2 separate regions of the Homo sapiens genome follow, and region 2 is linked to region 1. Evidence: chromatin contacts called from ENCODE Hi-C data. All regions are on one chromosome and are shown on one strand. Each heading gives the region's core, a stretch centred on a gene start or an enhancer-like site at or near the end of the contact. The rest is flanking DNA. Distances are from core to core; before and after follow the strand shown. Region 1 has its middle 130 kb from the start of DAOA. Region 2 has its middle 23 kb from the start of DAOA.

Region 1 (3,561 bases), core at 793-3,292:
TTCAACAAGGAAACCATTTTCACTTGGGGAGGTGGTAAGGGGAAGACCATCAGGCTCCAACTGCATATAGTTTCATGGACAATTATTTGAAGAAAGAATGGAAGGGAAAGAAGGCAGAAAGTGACCCTTCCAGACCTTGGTGAGGCAGGCAGAACCCTCTGAGTCCAGGGGTGTGTCTGTCTTTCCCTCCTTTTCCAACTGTGGAGGAGAATGTAGAACATAATTTCAAATTCATACATGTTCCCATTCACAGGGGAGAGAAAGGAAGACATTCAACTAATAAAGGAATTATGTTTTCACAATGAGATGAATTAGAAAGCTATTTTTCTTTAACTTCCTCCTCCATAGTAACTTCCAAAATGGAATCATTTTTTTTTCCCTCCAGCAAGAGCTCAACATTGTATTAGATAGAAATAATGTAAGTATCAGAAAGCCATCTCTAAAATAATAAGAAGAATCTGGAAAACAAGCTGGTAGAGTAGTTATTTTTCTTTATGTTCTCTATAGTCTCTTCAGAACTGCATTTTTTAAAAAGTGCAAATCTCAAAATAAAAGAAAAATAAAACAACATTTTCATTGGATGATTATGTATTCAATCTTAAAAATCCCAGCTCTCAAGAGCCTCTAGAAAAGGTCAAGGAGGTCTAAATGCTCAGTAGAATGGAAGAAACCATTGCTAGAAGCCAAACAGAGACTCTGGTGACGCAAGTGATCTTAGGAGATTCTCCAAGTATTTCCTGAACAATTTTTAGGGGCCACACTCAGTGCTAGATCCTGGGGATGCAAATACTAAAAGACAAGGTGTCAAGGAGAGGTCCTGAAAAAATACCTGGTCTATTATGACTGACAAATATACAATGTAATATACGAGAAACAGAGCCATAGGTGAGACACACATGTAGAGAAGTCTTGACTTACGTGCAATTCTAACTATAGAACAAAGGAGCCGTAGTCACTTTTAAGGATTTTAATGCTGCGCAGTCCACACAGACAAGTTGAGGTTTTCATTTAGTGACACTTCCTTTATTTACAGAAGGCTCAGTAACACTGACCCATTTTTTTTTTCTGCAGATGATTCTTAATGCTGGTTAGACTATTAACAGCTGACTTTTACATGGAATTTACTGTTCTAAGCACATTACTTGTATTAGCTCCTTTACTCTTACAAGCTATATGATAAATTCATTTTATTAACCATTTTAAAAATGAGAAAACTGATACACAAAGAAACTAAATAGCGTCACATAAAGTGACCTGGCCAGGTTTGGAGCACAGATGGACTTATTAACTACTACTCTATGGTATTTTGATTCCTCAATAACTTCTTAAAAAAGCTGGAAGTTACTTGAGCCCTTCATTTATGTCCTACACAAAAAATAAATGTGCCGTTCTTCTAAGAATAAACTACTGGGCTATTGCCCATTGTTTTGTTGAATGTATTTTTAGCAATTTTCCAGACAATGATGGTTATTTTTTTTAACCCACTGATCTATTTATATCTTCTCAGATACCCTTGTGAACAAATTTAGAATACATCCATCCATCCAGATTATGGGACAAACTCCACTCTTGTAGGAATTTGGTACCTGATTTTGATTAAATAAGATGAGACTTCAAACAATTAAATTAGATTTAGTCATCTACAATATATTTTTATTTGCAGGGCAAAATTAACTTTTCTAAAAAATTTAAACATTGTTTCTGTAATGTTTAGCTGTGTTTAAGATAGTTGAAGTCATGTGCTAAACTGAAAGAACAAAGTTGGAAGAGGTAAAAATTGTTCAACAGTTATTTAGAAATTACTAATTTTTATATTAGTGAAAATGCAAAGCAGCAGGCATATTTTTGTGATACATTTATTGAATTTCATCTCCAATCTATCTGATTGTTTAATATACTTGATGTATTAGAATCCAAGAAATAAAAATAAGTAATTGGAGCACACATTTGTTTTACTATTTCCCCCTCTGTTTCTGGAACACATCCCCTCTTGCCGTTCTGGTAACTGGAGTGCACTGGTGTGGGGCAAACAGGAAATGAATAGCACCAGCCAGCCGGACAAAAGCTGAGATTTAGACCAGAAAGCTAATCTCTGTCTAACTTCCATTTCAGCGGTGGATGAATACTGCCTTAAAACATTCATTGTTTTCATTTAGCATTCTTTTCATTTTCTTTTTCCAAAGAGGCCAAAGTTATTTGAAAGTGTTTCTCACATGTTTTCCAAACTCTAAGACTGTATAAGTGAATGTACAATATTTAAAGAGGTGCAATGGAAAAAAAAGCAGTTCACTGGGAAAAAGCAGGTGCACTTGATGTAAGAAGATCGGAGAGAGAGGAATGATTTAGGTAAAGGAGGAAGAGAAGAGAGGGCCGAGAAATGCAGACCCAGGTATAGCTTTTGACTGGTGGACAAGGAAGGCAGTGAGTAGGTAATCAAAGTAGATAGGACCTCACAGAAATGTAAGGTCACCAATATGGCGCAGAAAGAGAGAGAAGCTGGGAGTTCCATAGGACCTGTAAGGCAAGGGATAAGTGGATGTTATTGTGATATTGCAGTGAACAGACAACAAATGACCTCTGTTATAGACTGAATGCCTGTGTCTTCCCAGAATTCCTGTGTTAAACTCTTAACCCCACAATGTGATGGTATTAGGAGGTCATTAGATCATGACAGTGTAGTCCTCATGAATGGCATTAGTGCCCTCTTCAGAAGAAATGTCAGAGCTTGCTCTCTGTTGCCGCTCTCCACTCTGTGAGAACACAGTGAGAAGAGGCTGCCTACAAACCAGGAAGAGGGCCTCACAAGACAGTGAATCTGCCCGCATCATAATATTGTACTTCTTAGTCATTAAAACTGTGAGAAATAAATTTCAGTTGTCTAAGTCACACAGTCTAGGTAATGTGTTCTAGCAGTCCGAAGTGACTGAGACAGCCCTCCCTTGTCCGTAGCCCAAAACACACACACAGACACATGCTTTGGCATTTCATAAGACTCTGAAATCAAAACATTATTGTATTAAGCTCAAACTTAAATTGATGCCATAGAAAACTCAGAATGAAATATGCTTGCACGTCTGTGATTTCGGACTGAGATTCACAGCCTTCTCGGGATATTTTAATATTCCGGGTCTTTAAAGGTGATGAGTGAGAGCAATTTAGCTATCATTTATCAGCATTTAGGTTATCTGGAGCAAGGCTTTAATTTTAGAGTAGTTACATAACCTACCATTGAATTCTGATCTATCTAAAATGTCTTAGGTATTTTAGTATTAAAGGAATATGTAATTTAGCAGTTAAGAGTATGACAATCGAATTCTACAATATATTTAAATACAAATGTCAATGAATCTGAATTAATTTCGTCCATTCCTATTAATATGGGTGAGTTGTAGATTATTGCTTTGATGTGTTAAGTCCTATTGAGAACACACTTTTTCCTTCTCTCAGAAGGACATCTCTAAAATAATAATAAGAATCTGAAAAACAAGCCGGTAGAGAAATTCTTTTTCTTTGTGTTCACTAGAGTCTCTTTGAAATTCCATTTTTGTAAACTGCAAAACT
Region 2 (3,561 bases), core at 414-2,913, 110 kb before region 1:
TAGTTGAGAGGTGATACTTATAGCCATAACTTTAATAACATTACCATCATCATCTCAATTGTGGCAGCTACAATGTCAAGAAACTCACAAAGTTAAAATGTGAAGAAACTTTAGAGGTGGTTTGGTGTGGAGAAGATTGATGTTGATACGATTCATGTATCTTTCAGGATTCCATGGGATTGCACTCTGTCATCAATTTGCTCTAAGGACTATGTCTGAAAAAACTTATTGTGTGTCATTACTGAAATACTCAGCAGTGGTTTGGTTTCTGAATACTTTTAAAGCATTCTCTCTCTTCTCCGCATTATACCATAAAATATATCTTAGCATATTATTGTTTTCACTTGCCATTTGTTTAATATATGAGAATATATTAAAGCATATGCCTTGAATCAAATGCTAACCAGATTAAACTATATCTAAGAGAGTGTGTCTTTTCAAAACAGATTGTGAAGTTGTGTTCTGGTTCCCATATTACTGCCATTGTTCAATATTTTGGGACTTCTATTTTGGAAATGCATTCAGTTCCAACTTGTAGCCCCTAAGAAATGCTCCCTACATCTAAAGGCTAAGATGCCCTCCTTTATTATTTTTCTGATCAAATATTTAAGAAATAAGCTTCAAATATTTGTTAAATTTTTCTCAAAAGTAAAATTTTTATGTTTAAAATATGACAATCTAATTGTCATCTTTAATGTATTAAAATCTTTTATATCCAGTTTTTATTTTATTTTATTTACTTATTTATTTATTTGAGATAGGGTCTCACTCTGTCACCCAGGCTGGAATGCAGTGGCACAATCTTGGTTCACTGCAACCTCTGCCTCCTAGGCCCAAGTGATCCTTCCACCTTAGCCTCCCGAGTAACTGGGACTACAGGCCCACATCACTGCGCCTGGCTAATTTTTATATTTTTAGTAGAGACGGGGTTTAGCCATGTTGGCCAAGCTCGTCTTGAACTCCTGACCTCAGTTGATCCACCCTCCTCAGCCTCCCAAAGTGCTGGGATTACAGGTGTGAGCCATATATTCAGTTTTTAGAAGATCATTAGAATTCAAATGTTGCCAGACTTTAAGTGTGGGTCACTATCTGATGGAGGGCTTCTCTTAGAAGATGTCCCCAATGGCAGGGCCTTGTTATAAAGGTTGGAAGAGAGATAATCCTCTGACTAAGAGGCCAGAGAAGCAGAAGATTTTTTTTCATCAGATTTCACGTCAGTAGGAAGACAGAAAGGAGAAGGAAGAGAAGGCATGAACAGCATATGTGTGAAGTAGAATCTTAATAGTGTGCATCTTTTAAGTCAGGATTCCGTCTACTGTTGGCCAAAATAAATCATTATTATCTGGTGGTTGGAAAAAATAAGGACATTCCTTGGTTTTCTCCAAAAACTTATTTTGGTGTTTCTTAATTACCCTTAGGAGACCTTAATGATCAACACTGTATCAACAGAGAAAGTGGAATTTTATTCTCTTATAGAACAGTGATGTTATTATGCAATGTATTCACATAATTATTTACAGTTCTTCAGTTCTAGATGACTGATACTACAGAAACCTGAGATAATCCCTGCTTCCATTAGTTTGGGTGGAACTTTTGTTGAGAGACTTGAGTCATACTGAATACCTTGAATTACTGCCAAGAGCTGGTGATCATCAAGCTTGAGTTAATACCAATGTTATGTTGCTATGGAGAGGATAACTGCAGGAGAACAATCATCATGTGGTAGGTTTTACCACGTGGCCTGCTGAACTCCATGCTCAAACTCCAACTACTTTTAAGTAATGACATTAAAAATCATATTTTCCATTTATCTGTGGAAGCTAGTGAGTAAAGAATAAGATAGAGTCTACTGAACCTATAGAATGTTACTAAGTATTAGGTGTTGTATTTAATTTCCAGTTTGTCTAATGCTGGAGGCAATTTTACCTTCTCCTACCAGTGAAAAAGTTTATGCCAGTAAGACTTGTGATTTTTGTTCTCCCCCAACACATGCTTCTATATAAATTTATTATGGGAAAAGTGATATTAATAAAAACTTTCTGGAACAATTATAGATAGAGTGTGGTCTGGTGTGACAGATATTTTGTTTCTTCACAACATTCATTCTCTGAGTATTCACCATGGATCAGATATTCTGTAGTTTCTGTAGTAGATACAAAAGCTTTACAAGGTGTATTTTTCCACAAAGAGGTTAGCTAGATTAATAGTGAGAGGATACATCAAAGAACATGGAAATGATTTTTAGAGAAATGAGAGCAAATACTAAAGTATTGAATTAAGTAAAACAAGAAAAATAGCTCCTCCCACCTTCAAAAACATTGGTGAGACCAGGATTGTGGAGGGCACCTTGGCAATGGGCCTTGTAGCTCAGTGAATGGATAAAATGTGTACACAGTGAGAAGAGAAGAAAGTGTCTACACAGAAGTTAGTTTTTGTTTAATTTGATATTTTCTCTTTACCTCGTTCTAGTCAAGATGACCTGAAGCCTTCTAGTGAAGAACCAGCCAGGCAAGTTCCACTTCTTAGGGCCGTTAAATCCCTTCTCTTATTAATGATGTTAATTGCATTTGGATCTCCATCCAGATATTTGCCCTACCTTAATTTCATGTTAATGTGCCATGGGCTAAAGAGGCAGTATTTTTTAAACGCATCTGTAAGTTTCATTTATGACAGAATTTCTGTAATAAAAGTGTAGTCAAGAGTGTTGATGGAAAATTAGGGTGACATAAATACGTGAGAACTGGAAAATGTATAATCTTAAACAGTACACATTATTTTTATTATCTCTCTTTCCCACAGGCTGATGAGGCCTGGGATACTAATATAAAAACCAAAATTAGAAACTTCTCCTCTGTGGTGTTTATTGCTTCGCCTGCAGTGCATGAAATCTTAATTCTAAAGCTCTAACTCACAAAATCTGACATCGTTTTACCCTCTGACACGTCAAAATCAGGGCCTAATTGTTCCTGTGGTTGTGAATTATGAACAAATATACTTTCTAAGAAGATGGATTTTTCATTTAATTTTCCTTTTCAGCTTCACAATATGTACATATACAGAGGTTGCCTGCGATTTTAATATGCTCACACCTACAAAAACACACAATACACACAAACTTTCAAACGTAAGCACACAGATCTGTAAACATACACATGAAGATTTGTTGCAACACAATTCATTCTCAAATCTATTTCCTGTTATGCTTATGATTAAGATCTATAACTTCTCAGGGTTGATTTATTTGTTTTGTACGAGACTGAGTAAAGCTAAAGACCACGAATATGATGGGTGTTGCTAAAATAAACTTCTCAAGAGACATCAAGTTTTAATCTGCCATATTTCAAATATTCCCTGTTGAAATATAAACATAAAGGAACCATTAATTATATAAAAATAGAAATACATTTGTGACTTTCAGAGCTGTCACCGAATAGATATTGGAAGGCAGGTTATTTAGAGGACTCATGTAAGACAGAAAAGAACTACGCACAGATCACCGATGATGACACAGTTATGTGGAGAAAGTAATCTGCCACAGGTCACCCAGACAGGGAGTGGGAA

What was found. A loop is a pair of places that touch in the nucleus more often than their neighbours do. Pooled maps may share reads with other maps.
Region 2: a loop to region 1 is called in a map of ascending aorta, with 2.7 times the contacts of the local background. The contact joins two enhancer-like sites. A Hi-C loop is called at or near these places in 5 of 168 maps with a recorded cell type or tissue (IMR-90, aorta, ascending aorta and 2 more) and 3 of 50 pooled maps.

What each region holds. Positions count from the first base shown.
Region 1 is chr13:105,332,937-105,336,497 of GRCh38, reverse strand. No RefSeq gene overlaps it. Among named protein-coding and RNA genes, the nearest start is that of DAOA, 130 kb to the left of the region's middle. Within about 2 kb of position 2,042, at least 2 of the 41 ENCODE cell types and tissues checked have a DNase peak (open chromatin) inside an H3K27ac peak, as active enhancers do.
Region 2 is chr13:105,441,198-105,444,758 of GRCh38, reverse strand. No RefSeq gene overlaps it. Among named protein-coding and RNA genes, the nearest start is that of DAOA, 23 kb to the left of the region's middle. Within about 2 kb of position 1,663, at least 2 of the 41 ENCODE cell types and tissues checked have a DNase peak (open chromatin) inside an H3K27ac peak, as active enhancers do.